Regions from separate parts of the Homo sapiens genome. Here all the other regions are linked to region 1. The links are chromatin contacts, found by Hi-C or POLR2A ChIA-PET in ENCODE. All regions are on one chromosome and are shown on one strand. The core of a region is the stretch at or near the end of the contact, and the rest is flanking DNA. Distances in the headings are between cores, read along the strand shown.

Region 1 (2,700 bases), core at 31-2,530:
TCTACGATCCGGCGACCCAGCCCTTAGGACCAAACTGAGGCTCATTACTGGGGGGAGGGGAGCTTCAAACAAAACGAAACAAAAAGGCTTCAGAAAGGCCCAATGCTTCCCAATGTTAGCGTTAAAACATATGTAAATTACAGGCGGCCTGTAGCGCAGTGACGCCAAGGCGGGGGGTGCGGGGGGGGGGGTGCTGCGGAAGTGAGGAGAAGACCGGGCAGAGGTGGAGCTGCGGCCTCACAGCACCGCTTCTTCCTCATCCAGGGCTACAGATGCCCCCTGACTCTAGCCAAGAGATCTTATTATTCTTAGTCTTATTATTCTTATCTTCTCTTTTTAAACAGAGAGACAGACAGAGACAGACAAACAGGCAGAGCCGCAGTGCACACGGTCCGTGTGTCGGAGAGGCCGCCAGGAGACTCACCGCAGCAATGCTACGTGAATGCAGAGGGCTGGAGGTGATGTGACTACTCACTTGCTCGGCTAACAGCTGCCGGTTTTGGATGGAATTATTCCGCAACAACAAGAAAGCGTCGGTTAAACGCCTGGTGGCCATGTCTCACCCTTTGCGACCCCCCTCTCAGGGGCCCCCCGCCCACTTATATTCCTGATTTATTCACTTTCTTTCTCGTGGCCCGGCTGGCCCACCCTTTCACGGAAGCTTCTCGACAAGGCCTCAGGCCTCAAGCCAAAAAGATGCAGCTGTGCGCTTCGCCAAGGCGTAGAGACCCCTCCCCAAATAACTACCTAGGCTTTCCAATTGTCTGACTCCCCCTACCCAGGGCAGACTTCGATCTCTAAGCACTTGAATCCCCCCAATCCTTGCGTAGCGATCCAACGTCCCAGAGACCCCACCCCAATCCAACCTTGGATCTACAAGCGTCTAACTCGCCAATCCGGCTCTAGACTGGGAGGCCCTGAAGCCCCCTACTCCCTGAGACCCCCCGGAGGTCTCTGCTCTCTACCCCTAACTTTGGCTCGTAAGCGTCTAGGCCGTGCCCTGAGGTCTGGCTGTGACTCAGTTTCCGCACCAGAGGCCTGGCCTAGGCCCTCTTTGGACAACCGGAGCCAGGCTTGGGGCCTGGACTCGAGGGCGCCTGCAGCTCCCTTCTGGGGACTTGTCTGAACCTGCTGAGGCCCTGCCCGACCTCCTGACCCCTTCCTTTCCTGGACGGCCTGGTCCTCCACTGCCAGCAGGCTGCCGGCCTGCAGGAAGACAGCAGGGCCTGCCTCCCCGGCCTTCTCACTCCTCTTCTCCGGCTCCCTCCATCCCCGGATCTGACTGCAGCTCAGCCCCGGACCGTTTCCGTGCTGTGGTCCCGGGTTCTGGCGTTCCCCCCTGGCCCTCTTCCTGTCCGTCCCTCGCGAGTGCCCCCCTGCGACGCTCGCAAGCCTTGCTCGCAACGTTCCGGGCGCGGGAGCTCCCTGCACTCCTGCCCCGGGGCACGGGAGTGCTCCGCCCTCTCCCGGGGTGCTCCTCGGGCGCCCTGTTTCGCCTCCCCCAACTGGGTCCAGGCACTAGGAGCAGGCCAACGAGCAGGCCTGAGCCTGGGGAGCGTGGCCCCCAGGCTGCAAACCGCTGCCAGGGCCCTTGGTCGCTGAATTAGAGTGGAAGTTGCGCGGCAGGCAAATTTGGGCTCCCCAAGAACTGAAGTTTTGGGCGCGGGGAGTTGGAGCGGGAGAGGAAAAGTTGGAGACGACTGCCTCTGCAGGCCGAGCACGCTCTACTGCAGGCGGCGGCGCTCGCTTTTTTTTTTTTTTTTCCCACTCTGGAAAAAGATGTATCCGACAAACAACCACGAGGAAATAAAAGGAAAAAAAAAAAAAAAAAAGGAACAAGAACTCCAGGCAGCCTGGCCGCGCCGCCGCTGGCAGTCGGGGGTCGTCGGGGGCGCCCGCCCTCCCCAGCTGCCGCTTTCTGTAGGGGGCACTGCAGGGTCGTGGAATCTCAAGTGGAAAAGTTCCCCGAAAACTTTGACACCTCCCACCCCCCTCCCCGCGAAAAAAATCTCTGTTCCCTGCCTGGGCCCTGGCCCTGCGACCCCCGCGCCCCCCCGTGCCCCGGGCCGGGTTTTCCACGGTTGGCCGGGCCCAGGGCGCCCTAAGCACCTCGACTTGCCGCCCCGGGCCAGGTCGGCGGGGTTCGTGCAGGGGCTCCGTGGGGCCGCGTCGGGCAGGGGCCGCCCGGGCCCGAGCACGGCACCCACAAACAGGCTGGCGTCCCGCGACGGAGACCCGGGTCCGGCCCGGAGCCGCCCGGGAGGCTTGAGGCCAAGGGCCTGGCCCAGCGCGCGGCCGGAGCGGGTCGGGGGCGCAGAGCTGTGCGGCGGCGCCTTCCGGGCCCCGGGCCTGTGCAGGGCCGGCTTCCCCTTGCGGGGCGAGGCTGCGGGCCGGGCTGCGGTGCGGGGTTCCAACAAAGGACCGAGGCCCCAGAAGCGGCCCCCACGCGTCCTTTGTTTCTGCGTGGAACAAACTTTACACACGTGTGTGTTTTCCGAGGGTTTCCCGTGTGCTGAGCGCTTGCAAAGCGGAGTCGCGCCCGGGGAGACGCGAAGCCGGTGCCCGCGGCTCACCCAGGGACCCCAGCCAGACAGCGGCACCCGCGGGGCGCGTGCGGGACCCCCAGGCGACCGGGGGAAGCACCGGTAACCGCCCCCCACCCGTGCTTTTTCTCTCACGGAGAATGTTCCCGCGCGTTCG
Region 2 (2,700 bases), core at 11-2,510, 1.2 Mb after region 1:
CCCGTCTCTACTAAAAAAAAAAAAAAAAAAAAAAAAAAAAAAAATTAGCCAGGCGTGGTGGTAGGTGCCTGTAGTCCTAGCTACTCAGGAGGCCGAGGCAGGAGAATGGTGTGAACCCAGGAGGCGAAGCTTGCAGTGAGCCGAGATCACGTCACTGCACTCCAGCCTGGGCGACAGAGCAAGACTCCATCTTAAAAAAAAAAAAAAAGAAAATTGGCCATCTTAGCCATGATACGTACAGTTCAGGGGTGTTAGGCACATTCCCCTTGTTGTACTCCCATCTCCAGAACTCTTTTCATCTTGCCGAACTGAAACTCTGCCCCCATTAAACATTAACTCCGTATCCCCCTCCACCCAGCCCCTGGAGACCTCCATTCTCCTTCCCATCCCTTATGAATTTCACTACTCTATGTGCCTGGGTTATTTCACTGAGCATAATTCACTGAGGTTCATCCATGCTGTAGCCTGTGTCAGAATTTTTTTACCTTTTTAAGGGTGAATAATTTTCCTTTGCATGAGGGGGATCACATTTTGTTTATCTGTTTATCTATTGATGACACTTGGGTTGGACAGTTCTCATTTTTAAAACTTGAAGTTTAATTAAGTGAGAATGAATCGACACTGGAGGGAGAAAGGATCTCCTCAGAGGTGAGCGAAAAGCCCCCCACTCCCAGTGCACATGCCCCAAGGACCACAGCACTGTTGAGAGGTCACCAGAACATGACAGAAGACAAACTGAAATCACGGCAGTGCCTCTCCCCTCTTGCCAGGGTGGGGCTCTGTATTTGCATTGACCAGGACAGGGTCATCCAGGGGCCCAACTCTGAGAATGTTCCCGACCTGTCTGGAGCCATGCCCCCTCCTGCTCTGCTCCATCCTCCCGCAAAGCAGCAGCCGGATGAAACAAAGCTCATGTTTCACCAGGCCCCATGGTAAATGCTATTGGAACCCCCAAAAGTTTTCTGAAGACTGGGTTTGTTCTTATTACTTAAGGTTGATCTAATCCATCCCAAGACTTGCATTGCTGAAACAGACTGTAGCAGAAACACATGATTCTCACCCATTTAGGGATTTTTCGCACGTCCAGACACATGACAGTTAGCGTATTAGTCGGTTTTCACACTGCTGATAAACACATACCCGAGACTGGAAAGTAAAAGTGGTTTAATTGGACTTACAGTTCCACATGGCTGGGGAGGCCTCACAATCATGGCGCGAGGTGAAAGACACTTCTTACTTGGCGGCGGCAAGAGAACATAAGGAAGATGCAAAAGCGGAAACCCCCGATCAAACCGTCAGATCTCATGAGACTTATTCGCTACCATGAGAACAGTATGGGGGAAACTGCCCCCATGATTCAAATGATCTCCCACCATGTCCCTCCCACAACACGTGGGAATTATGGGAGTATAATTCAAGATGAGATTCAGGTGGGGACACAGAGCTAAAGCATACCAGTTAGTAAATGACAGTAGAGAAGCCCACTTTCCCATAAGTCAGCGAGCCTGTCTTTATAAATGGCTCAAAGGTTTCCTTCTAACTAAAAAAAGGGGAGAAAAAAGGGTCCCTTTTGTCCCTGACATATGAAAGCCAGCATTTTCTGAGGCAGCTGCATTCCCTGATTGGGGCCGAGGGCCGGACCCTGGGCTCCTCCCTTCCTTGACCCTCCCTGCCCGCGCCAGGCCTCGGGTTCTCTGGGAAATTGAATTGGATCCTGGTTTCCCATCAAATCCAGCAACTGCCCATCAGCTCAGGATGCCTTCCATAACTATCTGTAGCATTTGCTCCCCAAATTTACTTAAATAATTTTAAAAGAAAACTCTACTGTTACCAAAAATGGAAAATCATTTTCTTAATAAGCAGGAGGGATCCCCCAAAGTGAATGCATTGAACCCTCCTCGTGTCTTTAACTTCTGTTGGAGGCTGGGACACAGGAGGCTGGCTGCCAGTGGAGCCTGCCCGAGTGTGAAAGTCAGGCTCACCCCTAAATAAGAAACCTCTTTGTAATCACAAGGATTGGAAAATAACTGGAAAGGGCAGACCTGCCTCAGCTCGGGACTCTATGTTTTTAAGTACTGTGCCCATGCACTTCCACAATTCATCTTGCAAGGCTGCAAGCCACTTAGAAATGAGTGCTGAAAAAACAGAAGCCTTGAACGTGAGGGATGCGGGCTACAGGGCGTTTCTGTCCAGCCACCTGCACGGCCTTCATTCAGCTGAGGTGTCCGTGAGCACTGCACAAGAAGTACCAATTACAAGGCCAGTCCAGGGCTCCGGAGTCAAATTAAAACTGTGTCCCAGTTCCTGCCCCACCGCTAGGTGACCTTAAGCAAGGCCCTAGACTTCTGGGAGCCCGATTTCCTCAAGCCAATCAATACACGTTAATTGAATGCGCTTCCCAGCTACCAGGGAAATGGGGAGGAGAAAATGTGGTTTTCACCATAAGGATGCCGAAGACCTCTCCTTGCCCTCTCCTCCCCCTCTCCTCCCCCTCTCCTCCCCCTCTCCTCCCCCTCTCCTCCCCCTCTCCTCCCCCTCTCCTCCCCTTCTCCTTCCTGTTTCCTTCCTGTTGCTTGGGGTCCTGCAGAGCAGGTGCCCCCTGGCCTGTGTTACAGGGCTTCTCTCAGAGGCATGCTGGGAAGCAATGGCTTTGGGGGGACCCCTGTTTGTAGCATTTGCCATTTCCATGCTGGCAGATTT
Region 3 (2,791 bases), core at 217-2,716, 1.2 Mb after region 1:
GAATAGTCCTGCAGACACTGCGCTCGGCAGCGGAGCTCATGCTAGGCGAACCCTTGCCTGGGTGTTGGAGGTCACCCACACTTGAGACTTGAGTTTACAGCTCTCATGGGTCACTCTTAAATACTCAGAGCAGAATGCCAAGTGACTCCTCATCCATGCTCCATGCACCCTGGATCCCAGAACGGGGCACATCACTTTCCTCCACCACTGTCGCCCTGCTCGCCACCACCTCCTCCCGCTAGGCCGGGCTTTCTCAACCGCCACCCCTTTGACATTTGGGGCCAGATCTTTCTCCGCTGTGGGGACATGGCAGGATGCTTGGCAGCACCCCTGGCCTCTGCCTATCAGGTGCCTGTAGCACACCACCACTATGACAAGAAAAAATGTCTCTAGACATTGCCCAACATCCCCTGAGGAGCAGAATGGCCCCAGTGGAGAGCCAGTGCCCTAGACTATTGGGGTACCACCCCTCCACGCTGGCCTGGACCCCCTCTACACTGGCCTAGACCCTCTCAACACTGGCCTGAACCCCCTTCATGCTGGCCTGGACCCCCTCCAACTGGCCTGGACTCCCTCCCCTGGCCCCTTGCCTCCCTTTCTTGACATCACAGTAGGGGTGAGCTTTAAAAAAACCACACAGCTCGTGATGCATGTCACGCTAGGTTCAAAAGCGCTGGGTGGTTTCTCTTGGTATTTGAGATCCACACCTCTGCCTTAGTGCCCGGGCCCTGCAGGGCCTGACCTCACCCCTGTCTCCAGCTTGACTGGCTCCCACACCAGGCACAAGAGCCCTGGCTGTGACATCAGCACGCTCTGTCCTCTCTGCCTTAAGCCCTGTTCAGTCTGTCGCTGCATTCCAGGCCCTTCCACACCCCAGGGGCCTGCAGAGGCCCTGGGACCCCGCCCCTGGTGTTGCCCACTCTACTACGCCTCTTGGTCCATCTGCCTGATTTATGCCTTCATTACCTTTCCTTAGTTATATCCGGTTTCTGTTTTATTAGTTTATTTTTATTGTATTTACTTCTGTCATTCCCATTAGACTGTCAGCTCCGTGAAGGCAGGGGCCTGTCTTGTTCCCTGCCGTATCCCCAGAGTCTAGAACGGCACCTGGGTTGTGGGAGGCACCCAGAAAACACCAGGTCCCTGAAGGAATGAATGAAATGGGAGTGGGCTTCTCTTGTCCTGGAAATGGGCCTTGTCCCCCACATGGCTGTGGAGCTGCAGAGGGGGAGGCTGGAACTACTGTCCTATGGGCCCCTGTGGGCTCAAGAATCCTGCACTCAGCCTAGGACCTGCAGGCTTCGTGTCTCTGGCTCTTGGGAAACAGGTGGAAACTTCCTTCCCGAGAGCCGGAAGCAGCCGCAGGCCCCGCCACACCCAGCCCTGGCCCAGCTCAAGGCGAGGCCCTGGGTCTAAATATAGAAAGTGGGTTGTGAGAGGGCGGGTTTCTTCTCTGGTGAGAGGAAGTGGCTGCTCTGATTAAAACCGGGGTTTGTTCACCCCTCATTGAGACAGTCCTCCCCACCAGCCAGGAAGAAAGGAAATGTGGCAAAATGAACCCAGCCAATGGGGCCTTCCAAAAAGGCCCGGAGAAAGCACCCGGGGGGCAGATGGTCTCTTGTTCCTCCCTGGGGAATGGCTGGGAACCCTGCAGTGAGACACAGGGGCTGCGTGTCCCTGAGCCAACTCTAGCCGCTCTGGGTCTCAGTTTGAAAAAAAAGGGATTGGCCAGATTTGATTTTCAAAGCTGATGTTACCTGGTATTGCCTGAATCAGGAGCTCTCTGAGTCTCAGTTTCCCTATCTGCAGAATGGGTTGATGATGACCATGCCTGTAACAGAACGGCTAGTAGGATTCAAGGAGGCAGTGTGTGTGGCTGGCCTAGGGCAGAGCTGGCACATGACCAGGGCTCCGAAGGTGCTCGCTGTTGTCAGATGTCCACATGAAGTTTGACAAAATGAACGCAGAGCCCCTTGTTGAAACATTACCAGGAATTTCAAGATGGGCTGGGCGCAGTGGCTCATGCCTATAATCCCAGCACTTTAGGAGGCCGAGGCAGGCGGATCGCTTGAGGTCAGGAGTTCAAGACCAGCCTGACCAACATGGTGAGACCCTGTCTCTACTAAAAATACAAAAATTAGCCAGGAATGTGGTGCACGCCTGTAATCCCAGCTACTCAGGAGGCTGAGACAGGAGAATCACTTGAACCTGGGAGGCGGAGTTTGCAGTGAGTGGAGATCATGCCCATGGGTGACAGAGTGAGAACTCTGTCTCAGAAAAAAAAAAAGAAAGAAGAATTTCAAGATGGTAACAGCAGAGCAGGAAACCCTGAGCAGGGCCCTTCCGAGCCCTGCGTGACTGTCCTGGCTTCTGAGCCCTGAGTGACTGTCCTGGCTTCTGAGCCCTGCGTGACTGTCCTGGATCATGCATCCTGATAGGATGATTTCTATCAGAGGAGCCTCGGGGAGCCTACAGAGCAGTGCACAGCCCCCAAGCCCACCCCCAGCCCAGGCCCACGCTTCCCCCACCCCCGACCCGCTGCCCTGCTGCAGTTCCACGGATGGCCCGTTTGAAGAAGGTGATGAAAGTAGTAAAAAGGTGATGATGCCCAAATGCCAGTCCTCGGGGGACGGGTGTGACAGGGCTGAGCCCTGGGGTGGGTGGGGGCTGCTCTTCCAAGAATGGGCCTCACCTATACCCCTCCTCCCTGGACCTCAACATGTCATCAGTGGAAAACACAAAATCGAAGCACTGTGCACAGCGCAGATCATTCTCATGTGAGCTGTTTCAC
Region 4 (2,700 bases), core at 14-2,513, 1.3 Mb before region 1:
CATATATTCATACATATTACATATTATATATCATCTCTTTATGAAGCATTGTTGACCTATACCACATATTGCTGTTATTCCCCTCTCATTTTGAGTGGCCTATTAAAAGTGCACTGAATGGAAATTGGATACTTCTCTTTCCCGTATCACCTGTCTCTGTAAAATAAAAGAGATGATTATAGAAGATTTTTATTTTCTTCCTGAAACTTTCCTGTATTTTTCCCACATTAATCATGTAAGCCTTTTTAGTTAGCTTACATCCAATGATAAATAAAATCATTCTCTCACATTTCATGAATTATACCACAATCAACAGCCTTGACTCATTTTAGATGCAACGAATGTTCTTGAATCAACCCCCTTTCATTAGTCTGGTTTTCTTTCTGCTTTGTCCCTCTGGACAATAAAAAGGAACCTTCTTAATGGAATGGCTGGCCCCAAACTGCTCTCTGGAAAGTGCACTTGCATCTTTTCTACTTCATTTCACCTGGTATGCTTTACACCAAAGGCTGTGGGGTTTTGTGCTCAAAGCTACCGGGTGAGAGACACGAATGCCTGCAGGGTTCTAAATAGGCAGAAAACAAGCTCCAGGCCTTGCTGGTGTTTCTGGCTTGCTTGGAAACAAAGCTAAAAGTCGGAGATTCTGGCTACAAATATGCTCCCCAAGCGCCAGAGGCTGATTAAGGGCAGCTGCAGAAGTCATCAGCGGGTAATAACTCTTGTTCCCCTGTCTTCCTCTCTGGCGCGGAGTCCAGGAAGACAACAGCAGCACCTCCCCTCCCCACCCTCAAGGGAATCTGCTGGCCATTCGGTGCGGCAAAGCATTCTGGGTGATGTGGACATGACGCTGCTCCTCTACGCAGTGAGGCTCCCTCGGTCTGACCAAGGGTCCAGGTTGCAGTGAACCTGTCCAAAGTGTGGGCTGGCCTCGATGTTTAAAATTAGCCTGAGACCAGCTCCTGGCAAGGCCGGTTTTTGCACCACCGCTCCCCCCATCCACAACCCAGAAATCTAAGGACACGCAGCATGCATTTTCCTTGTCCTCCGTTTGTGCAGACAAAGTCTATGATCGATAGGCGCGCAATCCAGGCAGACGTAAACAGAAATTGATCAGACCTGTTTCGCGACTGCAGCGGACACGTGACGAGGCTGCCAGCCTTCCTTCCTCTCCGGCGCCCGCGCGGGGACGCCCGGCTGCGGCGCGCTGCGGCAGGGGAGCTGGAGGCGGAGGCGCGCAGCTCCGCTGAGCTCCCTGGCTGAGCTGAGGCCGGCGGGGGCCCGCCTGCAGGCGGCGTCACGAGGGGCGGGGCGGAGGCTCGCTAGGAAGTTGCACCCGGTCAAGTTGCAGCCTTGTAAGTAACGCCGCGGACCGGGAAAGTGGGAGGGGCCGCTCCCGGAACGCAGCCTTCTTGTAAGAACCTCCAAGGAAGCAAGAAGAAAAAAGAGGCGCTACCCTGCGCTCCCGGGAGGCCTCTGAAAGCTTCCACTAGAGAAAAACTCCCCACTCTTACAATTTCTTTAACCGCAAGAAGCGGAGGACCTGGACAAGGACTCGAGGAGCAAGGTGGCGAACCAAGGGTAGGGCGCACCGGGCCCGAGAGGTCCCCCGCAGGTTGCAGATACGGTGGACTCTCTGCGGCTTCTGAGCACGGAGGGAGCTGTCGCGGGGTCGGGAGGTCGTCTCTCATCCCTGCCTCATCTTCCGACGGCCGGCGGGGCCATGTCCAGAGGCCCGAGCTCCGCGGTCCTGCCTAGCGCCCTGGGATCCCGGAAGCTCGGCCCCCGGAGCCTCAGCTGCCTGTCGGACCTGGACGGCGGCGTGGCCCTGGAGCCGCGGGCCTGTAGGCCCCCTGGGAGCCCGGGCCGCGCGCCGCCGCCAACGCCAGCGCCGTCGGGCTGCGACCCCCGCCTGCGGCCCATCATCCTGCGGCGGGCGCGCTCACTGCCCAGCTCCCCCGAGCGCCGCCAGAAGGCCGCGGGCGCGCCGGGCGCTGCGTGTCGGCCGGGCTGCAGCCAGAAGCTCCGCGTGCGCTTCGCCGACGCCCTGGGCTTGGAGCTGGCACAGGTCAAGGTGTTCAACGCGGGAGACGACCCGTCCGTGCCGCTGCACGTGCTGTCGCGGCTCGCAATCAACTCGGACCTGTGCTGCAGCAGCCAGGACCTGGAGTTCACCCTGCATTGCCTGGTGCCCGATTTCCCGCCGCCCGTCGAGGCCGCCGACTTTGGCGAGCGCCTGCAGCGGCAGCTCGTGTGCCTGGAGCGTGTCACTTGCTCGGACCTTGGCATCAGCGGTACGGTGCGCGTGTGCAACGTGGCCTTCGAGAAGCAGGTGGCTGTGCGCTACACTTTCTCGGGCTGGCGCAGTACCCACGAGGCGGTGGCGCGGTGGCGCGGGCCCGCAGGCCCCGAGGGCACGGAGGACGTTTTCACCTTCGGCTTTCCAGTACCGCCCTTCCTGCTGGAGCTCGGCTCCCGCGTGCACTTCGCGGTGCGCTACCAAGTGGCGGGTGCCGAGTACTGGGACAACAACGACCACCGAGACTACAGCCTCACATGTCGCAACCACGCGCTGCACATGCCTCGCGGGGAGTGCGAAGAGAGCTGGATCCACTTCATCTGAGCCGCGCGGGGACCGGCCACCTGGAGCCTCCACACCTAAGCTGCGCCTCCTGTCATTTCCCTGCTGGGCTCTCACATCTA

The links. A loop is a pair of places that touch in the nucleus more often than their neighbours do. ChIA-PET counts read pairs that join two places held with the same protein, here RNA polymerase II (POLR2A). Pooled maps may share reads with other maps.
Region 2: a loop to region 1 is called in a pooled map, with 5 times the contacts of the local background. The contact joins the enhancer-like site here to the promoter of STX16 in region 1. A Hi-C loop is called at or near these places in 1 of 37 single-sample maps with no recorded cell type and 4 of 50 pooled maps. POLR2A ChIA-PET finds 5 or more read pairs at or near these places in 1 of 52 experiments (activated CD8-positive, alpha-beta memory T cell).
Region 3: a pooled map shows a loop between it and region 1 (5-fold over the local background). The contact joins the enhancer-like site here to the promoter of STX16 in region 1. A Hi-C loop is called at or near these places in 6 of 50 pooled maps. POLR2A ChIA-PET finds 5 or more read pairs at or near these places in 3 of 52 experiments (HepG2, activated T-cell and activated naive CD8-positive, alpha-beta T cell).
Region 4: a loop to region 1 is called in a map of B cell, with 23 times the contacts of the local background. The contact joins the promoter of FAM217B here to the promoter of STX16 in region 1. A Hi-C loop is called at or near these places in 1 of 168 maps with a recorded cell type or tissue (B cell), 2 of 37 single-sample maps with no recorded cell type and 12 of 50 pooled maps. POLR2A ChIA-PET finds 5 or more read pairs at or near these places in 1 of 52 experiments (activated CD4-positive, alpha-beta T cell).

Annotation. Positions count from the first base shown.
Region 1 is chr20:58,649,863-58,652,562 of GRCh38, reverse strand. It overlaps STX16 (syntaxin 16), which reads right to left and starts at 1,280. Exons shown (of 9, transcript NM_001001433.3): 1 at 425-1,280. The coding sequence starts at 556. It overlaps STX16-NPEPL1 (STX16-NPEPL1 readthrough (NMD candidate)), which reads right to left and starts at 1,310. Exons shown (of 23, transcript NR_037945.1): 1 at 425-1,310. RefSeq lists enhancers at 1-414, 252-521 and a silencer at 2,018-2,377.
Region 2 is chr20:57,481,956-57,484,655 of GRCh38, reverse strand. No RefSeq gene overlaps it. Among named protein-coding and RNA genes, the nearest start is that of CTCFL, 42 kb to the left of the region's middle. RefSeq lists a silencer at 727-826 and an enhancer at 1,117-1,316. Within about 2 kb of position 1,260, at least 2 of the 41 ENCODE cell types and tissues checked have a DNase peak (open chromatin) inside an H3K27ac peak, as active enhancers do.
Region 3 is chr20:57,431,731-57,434,521 of GRCh38, reverse strand. No RefSeq gene overlaps it. Among named protein-coding and RNA genes, the nearest start is that of RBM38-AS1, 40 kb to the right of the region's middle. RefSeq lists enhancers at 791-870, 1,732-1,781. Within about 2 kb of position 1,466, at least 16 of the 41 ENCODE cell types and tissues checked have a DNase peak (open chromatin) inside an H3K27ac peak, as active enhancers do.
Region 4 is chr20:59,938,952-59,941,651 of GRCh38, reverse strand. FAM217B (family with sequence similarity 217 member B) reads right to left here and starts at 1,263. Exons shown (of 4, transcript NM_022106.3): 1 at 1,117-1,263. PPP1R3D (protein phosphatase 1 regulatory subunit 3D) reads left to right here and starts at 1,347. Exons shown (of 1, transcript NM_006242.4): 1 at 1,347-2,700. The coding sequence starts at 1,721. The coding sequence ends at 2,620. RefSeq lists silencers at 1,026-1,405, 1,756-1,885 and an enhancer at 1,164-1,458.